Linked DNA regions of Homo sapiens: all the other regions are linked to region 3. A link is a contact called in ENCODE Hi-C or POLR2A ChIA-PET data. All regions are on one chromosome and are shown on one strand. The core of a region is the stretch at or near the end of the contact, and the rest is flanking DNA. Distances in the headings are between cores, read along the strand shown. Region 1 overlaps LOC102723406 (a long non-coding RNA gene). Region 2 has its middle 170 kb from the start of RFC3. Region 3 has its middle 21 kb from the start of RFC3.

Region 1 (3,911 bases), core at 1,289-3,788, 190 kb after region 3:
TCCAGTGCATGCCAGGATGCAGCAGAGCACATTCATTTCAGTATAATTCTGAGAAAAAGAGAAAGGACCCATTTCAACTCAAACTTAATACCACAATTTGAACTTTGAAGTTGCTCAAAAGAGTTCTTTCAGATCTAAAGAGGAAAAAATGACTGGAAGACGAGCCTTTAGGCAACTTATTAACTGTTTTTACTTGCATAACAGATTATCTGGGGGGCCACATGAGCCTTTGACAGAACATCTGTGAAGTTAGAACAGTCTTCGGTCTTTTGTGTACTCTGAGAAGTCCAGGCCACAGGAGTTTGCCATTCTCTGATATTTTCTGCAACACATTAAACTGTTTAATGCAAATTTACTCCATTCTAAATTTGCATGGGGCCCAGGAGCCCTTTGAGAGAGAGCTTGAGTGAGACCTTGGGTTGACATATACAGGGCTGTCTGATGGCCAGGGTGAATGGGTATATTCCCAGAAGGGGAATAGACAAGAGAAAAAGAAAACAGCCTCCCTGAAGTGATGCTTCATGGAGAAGTCTTAAAGGATGGTGCGGTTTTTGCAACAAGGTGTGGATGAGGCAGGGAGTAGGGGCTTCCAGGAGGCTGTGCCCCTGGCTTTCTTTCCCATCTTGAGTGTGGATCACCGTGTCTGATGATCAGACCGGTCAGGTTGTGCCCTAAACAAAGGCACACACACACAGGAAGGCATCATTCACATTGTAGGTTTGTGCACACTTTCTTTGCAATTTTCTGCCAGAGGAAAGTCAAGTGTCTTAAGGACTCGCCTAATTCTTACCAAGGCACTGTTGGAAAGTCAAGTGTCTTAAGGAAGGGGTGACTTTCCTAATTTTTACCAAGGCACTGTTTAGGGTAGGGGAAGCCCTGGCAGGGACCCTTGGAAGAAGAGGGCTGTCTATAGTGGAAAAACTATCACATTAGGAGCCCAATAGTTCTACTTTAGTTCAGTATCTTAGTTATTTTAGCCCCTTAGAACCTAACACAACACCTGGTACATATTTATTCAGTAAATTGGATTGATCAATGCCTATGGGTTTTTAAAGTTTTATCCAGGAGGCATCACAGATCTCATTTGTTCTTTATTCCTTTTGTGTTCTCTTCCCAGACTTGTGGTTTTGTCACAAGGAGATAATATTTTCAGCAAAAAATATAAACTTTCCCTCAAGACACAAATTAGAAAATATGGTGGTGCGGTCCCTGGTGAGGAAGCCATCCTTCCAGGCCCAGAATTTCCTGCCCTGTCCATTTCCAACTTATCATAAATACTTTCCTGACCCCTAAAATGCAGGACACTGATCAACTCAGTTAAGAAGTTTTTATTTCAAGCCTGCTGGGCTTTACAAAGGACTGCATTTGACTCTGGGCATGGATTCAAAGTCCTTTTGAATAAATGACCTGCTTATCTAGCTGTCAAAATGTGGACCTCACTGGCACTCTTAACTATAGCCCTGATTCAAGTTTATGTGCCAGAAACGGAACTTCTGTCTTTCAAATTCAACAAGGTCTTCAGACCATGGCCGCCTTGCACAATATGGACCAGCAGTTGCTATTAGAGCAACTAAGGGTATTTACGGTTTATTCAAATAATGTAGTGCAAAGAATAGGAGGTTTGAAAGCCTGGCGAGGAGTGGAAGAATTGACTTCCATAAATCTAGGGCCCTAAAAATACCTTTTTTGTTCAAGCGTTGGAAAGAATTTTGTCGACCTTTCTGCTTCATTGGCATTTCTTTACGTTTTCCTGGTAACCAGAGACAAGTTGCACAATCGGTGTGGCATTTGGCTCCTGATTCTGGGGGAGAGGGAGCGCTGTCTGCTTTTTCAGCAGGCCCAGCACAGTGGAGCGCGGAGCATTCAGCACTGGGGGAGCCTGCCAGCAGCTGGCCCTGCCAAACTAAACAGGAATCAGCGCGGACAAAGGGAAGATTATGTGGTGGAAAAAGGATACCCCGAATTAAGGCAGGAAAGCCACGTCAATTATATTTGGAAGCGGTGTCTCTCCCCCGGGTTACAAAGCCGTGTCTCTAAGATTTCTGAGGATGTTGCTGTTTCACCGAAAGCTCACCCACAAAAGGTCAGTGGGTGGAGTTCAAACAAAATGCTTTTTCTCTTATGACTTCCTGTGGATCTTGATATCTCGCCACAAGTCTTTCTGCCACCACTGTGCCCTTCCATGCACACTAGTCACAGCAGGAGGAGGACAGGAACGCGCGCCAGGAGCGGATTAGGGGACGTGAGCAGGCGACCCTGGCAGAGGTTCTCCGCGCAGTGGCCCGCGGTGGGCTGGGCGTGCTGAGCACTGCGTCCCTGCTTCAGTCCTGATCTCAGCGGAAGAAAAATAAAAACACAACAAAACTCAAACCAACAAAACACCTGGGATTTCCCGGCCACCAGCCCCAGTGAGTGCCCCCACAGGATAAGCTCTTACTAACTCCTCCTGGTGGCCCCAGGCTGACCTCTGCAAGGTTACTGTTGGGAGTTGAAGGCAAAGCGGCCTGGCCCACTGCTGGTGATACCCAGGCTAGGCTAAGTCTCCTGAGGACACGTGGAGGCTCAGCGCAGGCGCAGGAGCAGCGCGGGGCTGGGAGAACTGGCAAAGCCACCTGCGGTGCTGTGCCCAGGGAGTCCATGATTCTTCTCTCCTCCTGTCTCCTTTTTCAAAATGCAAAATAAAATGAGAAATTTTGTTTTTAACAATAAAAGTAACAAATATATCATCACCAAGATGTTTAGATGTTAGTATTACTGGAAACAACTTGCTTTTTTTTCTCCTTAAATAAGTAAGACTTTGAAGATACAGTAAGGCCCCACCTTCATCCCTCCCCTCCCCAGAGTGAACCTCCTTAAATTTGTCTATATTGTTCCCACGTGATTTTTCTTATTTTTTCCATGCATAGTTTTATTTAAATATGATCTTGCATGGTTTTTAAATTTATGTAAATGATATCCTTTAAATATCTTTTTACAATTTACATTTTGCACTTAACCGGCCACTTTAGGAATTTATCATTGTGAATATCAATGTAAATCTAGCTTTAAGATTGTTTAATAAACTTTTCAATAAAAACAATTATTTTTTAAATCGATTCTATTCAGGAGCATGACTTTTTTCCCCACTTTTTAAATTACAAAGAATACAATTAGCATGTTTGTACATTTACACTAGCACACATGCCTAGTGTATATGGGAGTAGACCCTAAAGAACGAAGAAGTAGAGGCCGGGCGCAGTGGCTCACGCCTGTAATCCCAGCACTTTGGGAGGCCGAGGCGGGCAGATCACGAGGTCAGGAGACAGAGATCATCTCCTGGCTAACACGGTGAAACCACGTCTCTACTAAAAATACAAAAAATTAGCCGGGCGTGGTGGTGGGTGCCTGTAATCCCAGCTATTTGGGAGGCTGAGGCAGGAGAATGACGTGAACCCGGGAGGTGGAGCTTGCAGTGAGCCGAGGTCCTGCCACTGCACTCCAGCCTGGGCAACACAGCGAGACTCCATCTCAAAAAAAAAAAAAAAGAAAGAAAGAAATTAGAAGTAGAATTCCTGGGCCATAGGTCAGTTTCAACATTGCCAAATATTGACAAATTGCTCTCCAAGAGGGCTATGTTAATTTTCAAGCTCACCAGCAATGATCAAGATTTTCACCAAAACTTAGTGCACCCGATTAATTGTATTTGCTGACATGACGGTTTCAAGTGGTACCTGGCCGCTTGACTTTTCAATTCCGTGAGAACTAGTGAAGTTGAGCATATTTTCATATGCTGTTGTCCATTTGAGCTTTTTGCTTAAGCTGCGTATTTACATACTTTGCGACATTTCTATTGTGTTATTGCAGAGTTTTTAAAATAAATTTGCAATTTATATGTGGTTTCTACACATTTTCCAGTATATGATTTTCCTTTT
Region 2 (3,862 bases), core at 1,098-3,597, 150 kb after region 3:
AGTTGACCCCCACAGGCATTCCTGTGGGCAAGCTTTTGGACAAATCAAACAGCCCCAAGAGCAAGCTCTGCCACCCCACTCTAAAGCCACTTGCTTCTATCTTTAAGAGATAGAACTGAGGGCCAACACCTGCTGTTCACATGGCTAAACAATCATTTTTTGTTTAATGATAATAAATTCCTAACACAATAATCCCTTTAGACTTTGGCTGCCCAAATTCTACTATAGGTTGGTTATGTGAATGTGCTGCCCTCCTTCCTACTTCATAGTTAAAAGAGCACCTGCTTACAATGAGGAAAGTGGTATATCCTTGAGTCCATGATCTGTTTCTGTGTAACAGAACACCCCTCACTTTTGTGGCTTGAAGACACTATTTACTCACAATTCTGTGGGCAAGTGATTCGGGCTGAGCTCAGCTGGGTGAATCCACCTATAGACACATCATCTGGTAGCTTGGCTGTCTGTGAATTGTCTAAGATGGCCTCACTGATGACAGTTGATGCTGGCTGTTAGTGAGGCCTTTCTCTCCCTGTGGTTTCCAGGCCTCAAGAAGGCTAAGCAAGGCCTTTGTACATGGAGGTCTCAGGGCCTGCAGGAGGGCCAAAATGAACACTGCAAGACATCTTGTAACGGAGGCTTGTAGATCACCCACCTTCACTTCTGCCACATCTTATCAGTCAACATAAGTCACAATGCCAGCCAAGGGTCAAGGGGAAGGGAAAGAGACTCCCCCTCTTAGTGGGAGGAACGGCGAGGTCACGTTGCAAGAGACTCCTGCTTCCATCTTTGGAAGCAATCTACCACAAAGAACTACTACCAAAGTATTTGTAATAAAACCACAGCAAGATTCTGCCCAGAAAGAAAATTTCCATGTGTTTTAGCTTACTATTTCTGACTTGAAGGTTTTGTACTCTAATGATGCAAGTCTGTCACATGCATATTGTTATATTGGAGCCATCTCAACATTTGAGTGTCATTATTCCTAGAAAAGCCCATATTTAAGATCTGTCCAGAGAAACTCCCAGGGGAGGGAGTGGAGCATTTCAGGAGGTTGCTCATTGGTTTAGTTCTGCTTTTTTGGAACACAGACTCACCCACAAGTAGTTGCTAGTGCTTTTTCGTTTTGTTTTGTTTTGTCAATTATAGGCTTGGAGTGGAAGAACAGCTGGAAGTAGAAATCTGTCAGCTCTAGGAACTGACCTCCCCCTCTCTTTCATGGCCGCATGACGCCTCTTCAACTCTCTCTGCCTCTCATTGTATCTCTGTTTTTCTCTGTCTCCTCTCTACCAACAAGATCTTCCTAAACTTCTGTCATCTCTGTATGTGTATGTGAGTGTTGCGTGTCTCTGTGTGTGCGCTGTGCAAAGTACCCAATTCATTTTCCCGGCATTCGGGAATCAGGCACCATTCACATCTCTGCCTATGTGATGCTACCCCCAAGGGCCAGGGCTCTTCCTGTTATAGGTAGCTTTTGCTTACTTGGACTAACTTTGTGATAATTATCTGAATGGACTATTATTTTCTCCATTTTACAGGTGAAGAAATTAGGCTAGAAAGATGTTAGTGTTGTCCCAAGTCACACACCCAAGAAATGGCCAGACCAGGCCTGAGTCCAGTACTGTGGGGCCCCTGGAGCCCATGCTTTCAACCCTCTCCGATTCTCCCGCACTGCCTTGTTTTGCACATGGGTGGTCCATTCTTGTCCTTAAAGCTTCTCAACTGTGCAGGTTCAGCTCCCATCCTTTTGTAAAAGGTTGCCAATTGGGAATTTCCCTGTTGTTTCATAATTTTAGTTAAATCCTCAAAACTGAAGCTAACAAGTAGGAAGAGTCCTCAATTTTTAAAGGAGAACCTGGAGGAGCAGCCAGATATCTCCTACCTGCAGCCCTTGCTAAGAGGTGTCCAAACTGGAGTTTTGAATCTTAGCCCATCTCCCCATCCAGCCTCTCTCAGCAGATGTCTAGAATCTCCTGGGGGAAGCAAGGAGGGCATGGAGAGTTCACTGATGCAAGAGAGTAGTCTGAGTTAGGAGAGTTGTTGGGGAAGTTTAAGAAGCGTGCAGTGTGAGCTGCTCACCAGCGGCTTAGACCAGGTGAGAGAGGCGCTGGGGGGAAGTGAGGATGCCTGCCCCATGGCAGACTGGCACCCGTTCACCAGCTGAAAGTATGCTGACCTGCAAAACCAAACTGAACCGGGTGTGCGACAGGAGAGTTCCTGACAAAGAACTTTCTCCAAAGCTAATTTCCTTTATTGTGTCTCGTGAACAAACTGATCTCAAGTCTATATTTCTCAATTCACATTCCCAAGATAGAGTCTGGTTGACTCAGCCCTGACTTTATTCTGGGCCACACTATGAGTCTCCAGCCGGCTGTTGGCTTGGCTGCTGGTGCTGAGTGCCCACCCCTAGTCCAGCTGGCTGTGGCCAGGACAGGGTCAAATGGAACCAAGGACAAGGCCTGAAGGCCATTCCTTTTGAAGGCGTGGTGGGCAGGACACTTCCCTTATGGAGGCAAAACAGGCAAATACGCAGCGTTCTTTTAGGCATCAGGGACTGCTGAAGATTTCTGCAGGAGGAACCAGAGAAGACAGTCAAGCTCTTCCTAAAAGTCCTCCTCTATCTGTGTGTGTGTGTGTGTGTGTGTGTGTGTGTGTGTGTGTGTGTGCATGTTCTATGTAAAGTACCCAACTCACTTCACTGGTATTTAAGAGAATCTCAAGGTACAGCAATGCATTTCGTATTATACATGCATGCATATTTGTGAGAAAGCTGTATGGCTCTCCTTTCCCGAGCAGCTGGAAGCAGTGATCCATCTCTTGCAGGCCTTCATTGCAGGGCGATTGCTTAATAAATATTTATTGTGTGGAAACTCTGTCCTTGTGTATGAGTTCACCCTGACCTCTTGCCTCAGTCCAAACCTGGCTTCCTTGATCTCAGCTTTATTTGTTCTGAAGCAAGTAGGGAGGTTTTTTTTTTTTTTTTTTAATGTTTGTTTGTTTGTTCCCAGCATTCCTCTGCAGTATCTGGGGATCTCACAGCCCCCACTGTCATCCGGCCTTTGAGGAAACACAGGGCGATAGACAGAGCAGGAGAGGCTGGAGTCAGCCAGATGTTACTAAATCCCACCTGCGCCATTTACTGACTGTGTGACTCAGGGCAGGTTATTTAAGGCCTCTTGGATGTTTGAGATCAGGAAACTGAAGTCCAGAAAATTAAGCAGCTGGATCTTGTAAGCTTCTGCTGATTAACTTGTAAACGGGGCTCCTGGGAGTCACCCCTTGGAATGTTTGGAAGCCTTCAAGAAGAGACAAGTTTCTGCAGGGGGCCTGAAGCACAGGAAGTGCCTGACTCTTGAGTGACCAGACCCACAGCCGTCCTGTGTTCTTGCCACAGACTCTTCTCCCTGGCTGGAGCTTTGCTCCAGGCCCACCAACTTTTGCTCAAATTCTCTTTGTCTTGAAACTTCTCAAGCATCTTTCTTAAATTGGCTGCTGAATGCAGCCTTCTGTCTGCATTGCTGATCACACCTCCCTCACTTAAGCATTTGTTAAATCCAGGTGTTTATTTTTTGAGCTCTAATTTATTCACATTCCCTACCTCCCAAGCTTTACCCTCTAGACTGTTATCCTTTTCTCCTAGGTAAACGTCAGAAAAGATCAATCACCCTCATCAATTCATTAATTTAGTCATTCATCCAACTACCCTCTTGCCAGTACTCTGTATCAATACAATGTTTTTCAGTAGGGTGACGGGAAAGAAAAGAAGGGAAGACACAAAGATGAAAAAGACAAATTACTATTTTCAAAGAGCCTAGAGTCTAGAATGAGCACCACCATTGGTAGATAATAGTTGTATCTATCATTG
Region 3 (3,882 bases), core at 149-2,648:
CACTTTGGGAGGATGAGGTGGAAAGATTGCCTGAGCTTAGGAGTTTGAGACCAGCCTAAGCAACATAGTGAGACCTTGTCTCTACAAAAAATACAGAAATTAGCCAGCCATGGTGGTATGTGCCTGTGGTCCCAGCTACTCGGGAAGCTGAGGTGAGAGGATGACTTGAGCCTGGGAGGCAGAGGTTGCAGTGAACCAAGATTATGCCACTGAATTCTAGCCTGAGTGAAAGAGCCAGACCCTTTCTCAGAAAAATAAATAAATAAATAAATAAATAATTACTGGTTAAGAATGTGAATAGAGGCCAGGCGCCGTGGCTCACACCTGTAATCTTAGCACTTTGGGAGGCCAAGGTGGGCAGATCACCTGAGGTGGGGAGTTCTACGTCAGCTTGACCACCATGGAGAAACCTCGTCTCTAATAAAAATACAAAAAATTAGCCAGGCATGGTGGCACATGCCTGTAATCCCAGCTACTCAGGAGGCTGAGGAAGGAGAATTGCTTGAACCTGGGAGGCAGAGATTTCAGTGAGCCAAGATTGCACCATTGCACTCCAACCTGGGCAACAAGAAAAAAACTCCATCTCAAAAAAAATAAAATAAACAAAAAAGAATGTGAATAGAGATGTTTGAAATGTTTGAAAGAATTTAAATGTAGATTCGACCTAACTTTTTTTAAAAAAATTTATTCTTATATTGTATAGTTAAATTCACTCCAAAATAGTCCTTGAGCTATTACCCACTTGAGCTAAGTACTGTTTCAGGATACTATGAACAGACAGACAAGTTCCCTTTTTCATGGAGATGTCATTCTAGTAGGACAATACAGACAATAAATATGCAGCAGGATAATTTCAGATACTGATGAGTGCAATGAAAATGATAATATAAGATACTGTGACTGAGTGTGACATGAGTGTAGGGTGAGAGATAACTGCTTTAGCTAAAGTAGATACAGAAGCCCACCCTAAGAGGATGATGTTTGAACTGAAATTGAAGGCTGAAAAGGTACTTTTAATACTGCTAAAACGGCTCACGTTATTAGGGAAGAAAAATTCATCTACTGTCGCATGAAGCATAAGCAGTCTAAAGAAAGAAGGAACTATGTCAAGTGGCTTCAGGACAAGATTTGAAGCCAGAACATTTATTTCTGAGCTGATGATTCATCAGTGACCTGACTTCACCTTATTTATATGGCCAGAAACCAAACGGTATTATTCCAGACTCAGATCCGTGTTCCTCTACCAGATGCAATTTTCTCCCATCAATTCTGGCTGCGAGAGAAATATCTCAGCAGCAAATAGCTGGAAGTAAAGGCTGAAACTGAAACTCTACAGAAGCGTTCTGTAAACGCTTTCTCCAACCCACCGTTGCTCCCTTTTTCTTACCCACAACCTGTACACAGTTTCACATGTGACCAAGTATTTTGTGGTTCCTGAGGCTTGGAGGGGTGGATCTAGAAAAGCCTGACAATAATGAGAAGATTGGGAACAGAGCCGGATTTTTAGTAGAGAAGCAGGGAGAGGCATTCCAGTTAATTACCTAGTCTGTCCATGCTGTAAAAAGGTTGCCTGGATAAATCAATTCAGCAGAATACCTACCTTGAAGTTATGGTCAAGTTTTTATTTTGTGTTGGAGATCAAGTTTCTCTTGAAGTCCAAACTAATGGTCATCATTACTAGTATTTATTAGTTCCCTTTCTTTTTCTGTTTTTTTGTTTTGTTTTGTTTTGTTGTTGTTGTTGTTGTTGCTTTTGTGGAATCTTGCTCTGTCACCCAGGCTGGAGTGCAGTGGCGTGATCTCGGCTCACTACAACCTCTGCCTCCCAGGTTCAAGTGATTCTCCAGCCTCAGCCTCCTGGTTAGCTGGGACTACAGGTGCGTGCCACCACATCCAGCTAATTTTTTTGTATTTTTAGTAGAGATGGGTTTCACCATGTTGGCCAGGCTGGTCTTGAACTCCTGACCTCAGGTGATCTGCGTGCCTCGGCCTCCCACAGTGCTGGGATTACAGGTGTGAGCCACCGCACCCAGCCCCCTTTCTTCTTTCTTTTGTAAAATCAAAAACTGAGCTATAATTTACATGCTATAAAATGTGTACGGATTACTCAGTGTTGACAAATGTACACATCTATATAAATGCCACACAATGAAGATATCAAGTATTGCCATCACCTTAAGGGTTTTCTTCTGCTTCTTCCCATTCCATTTCTATTCCTCTATCCTCCATTCCAAGAATACTGATCTACTTTCTATCACTATAAATTTTTCATTCCTAGAGATTCATATAAATTGAATAATATAGTACGTGGTCCTTTTTTCCTCTTAGGATGATACATGGAGATTTATCAGTGTTGACTTTGTTCACTGAGAAATATACCATTGTATAGATGTACCGCAATTTATCCACTTGCTTCTTGACGGACACTTGGATTGCTTCCAATTATTTGCTAACATGAATAAATATGTTATTAATATTCCAGTACAGGCCATCTGTTTTCACTTTTCTGGAGTAAATATCTGAGAAATTGCTGGGTTGTAAGGTTAAGGGTATATTAAACTTTGTAAGAGATTTCCAAATAGTTTTCCAAAGTGGTCAAACCATTCTGCATTCTCACCAACAATGTATGAGTGTTCCAGATGCTCTTGTCTTTACCAACATTTGGCATTATATACATATATATATTTACATACATGTATACACACGTATAGCCATTTGATTGGGTGTGTTGTGGTATTGCACTGTGATTTACGTTTTCATTTCCCTGATGACTAAGCATTTTTTCATGTTTATCGACCATTCACATATCTTCCTTTGTGAAGGGTCTAGTCAAATGTTTTGTGCATTTTAATTGGGTTGATTCTTTTTATTGAATTGTGAGAATTCTTTACATATTGTAGATACAGTCCTTTGTGAGATAAATGTATTGTGCCGATTGTCTCCCAGTATGCAGTTTGCCCTTTCATCTTATTAATGTTAATTTTCAAAAAGCAGAAGAGTTCCCTTTCCTATTATGTTGCTGATTTTTTACTTGTTTTTTTCTACTAGTCATTTCCCTAATTTGTGAATATTAGAAAACTAAATATACAATTTGCAGTGATATATATTGCTAAATATTCAATGGTAAAAAAAAATTGTCCTGTAGCATTGAAGGAATGTTCAATATTTGTTGTTGCCTGTATTCATTTTATTAGTTTTCTATAGCTGCTGTCACAAATTACCACAAATAGAGCATCTTAAGATGACGTATTTATTATTTCATAGATGTGTAGATAAGAAGTCTTATTACAGCATGGTTCAGGTGGTTCTCTGCTCCCAATAGCTTAAGGCCAAAATCAAGGCATTAGCAGGGCTGCATTTCTTTCAAGTTCATACAGGTTATTGGCAGGATCCAGCCCATTGCAGTTGTAGAACTCAGGTCCCTGGTGCCCTGCTGGCTGTCGACTAGGGCTCATTCTCAGTTTCTAGGGGCTGTCCACATTTCCTGGCACATGACCTCCTTCCAAGCTTACAGTGGTGGGCTGGGGTGGCGGGGGTCTTCCTCAAGGTCTCTAAGTCCCTAAAGAGAACATAGAATTCTACTTACCGTGCTGCCAAACCAATATCTATACTACCGGTGAAGGGAAATAGATCCAGCTACAGTTTGGAACTAGAAACCCTAAGAGGATGTTTACATTAGAAATTGGGACACCAGTCCTATCATAAATAATTACACCAATGTTAAACATTAGCTTATAACTTAAGAGATTGTGGGTGAGGTTTAAGTTATAGACATTCTGCATCGGTAACTTATCAAATTGTCACTTTTTACCTTTTTTTAATTACTGTCATATTGGGTATGAGAAAGAAATTTTTTTTCTTTTGCTATTTTTTCTTTATTTAG

What was found. Hi-C counts contacts between places; a loop is a spot of excess contacts on that map. ChIA-PET counts read pairs that join two places held with the same protein, here RNA polymerase II (POLR2A). Pooled maps may share reads with other maps.
Region 1: a pooled map shows a loop between it and region 3 (2.1-fold over the local background). The contact joins two enhancer-like sites. A Hi-C loop is called at or near these places in 2 of 50 pooled maps. POLR2A ChIA-PET finds 5 or more read pairs at or near these places in 3 of 52 experiments (BJ, Panc1 and activated CD4-positive, alpha-beta T cell).
Region 2: a map of gastrocnemius medialis shows a loop between it and region 3 (23-fold over the local background). The contact joins two enhancer-like sites. A Hi-C loop is called at or near these places in 1 of 168 maps with a recorded cell type or tissue (gastrocnemius medialis). POLR2A ChIA-PET finds 5 or more read pairs at or near these places in 2 of 52 experiments (BJ and Caco-2).

Annotation. Positions count from the first base shown.
Region 1 is chr13:33,609,183-33,613,093 of GRCh38, reverse strand. LOC102723406 (a long non-coding RNA gene) reads right to left here. Exons shown (of 6, transcript XR_007063750.1): 5 at 2,466-2,661; 6 at 1,316-2,327. It also overlaps a transcript of STARD13 not described here. Among named protein-coding and RNA genes, the nearest start is that of RFC3, 210 kb to the left of the region's middle. Within about 2 kb of position 2,538, at least 25 of the 41 ENCODE cell types and tissues checked have a DNase peak (open chromatin) inside an H3K27ac peak, as active enhancers do.
Region 2 is chr13:33,641,961-33,645,822 of GRCh38, reverse strand. It overlaps a transcript of STARD13 not described here. Among named protein-coding and RNA genes, the nearest start is that of RFC3, 170 kb to the left of the region's middle. Within about 2 kb of position 2,347, at least 21 of the 41 ENCODE cell types and tissues checked have a DNase peak (open chromatin) inside an H3K27ac peak, as active enhancers do.
Region 3 is chr13:33,795,187-33,799,068 of GRCh38, reverse strand. No RefSeq gene overlaps it. Among named protein-coding and RNA genes, the nearest start is that of RFC3, 21 kb to the left of the region's middle. Within about 2 kb of position 1,398, at least 3 of the 41 ENCODE cell types and tissues checked have a DNase peak (open chromatin) inside an H3K27ac peak, as active enhancers do.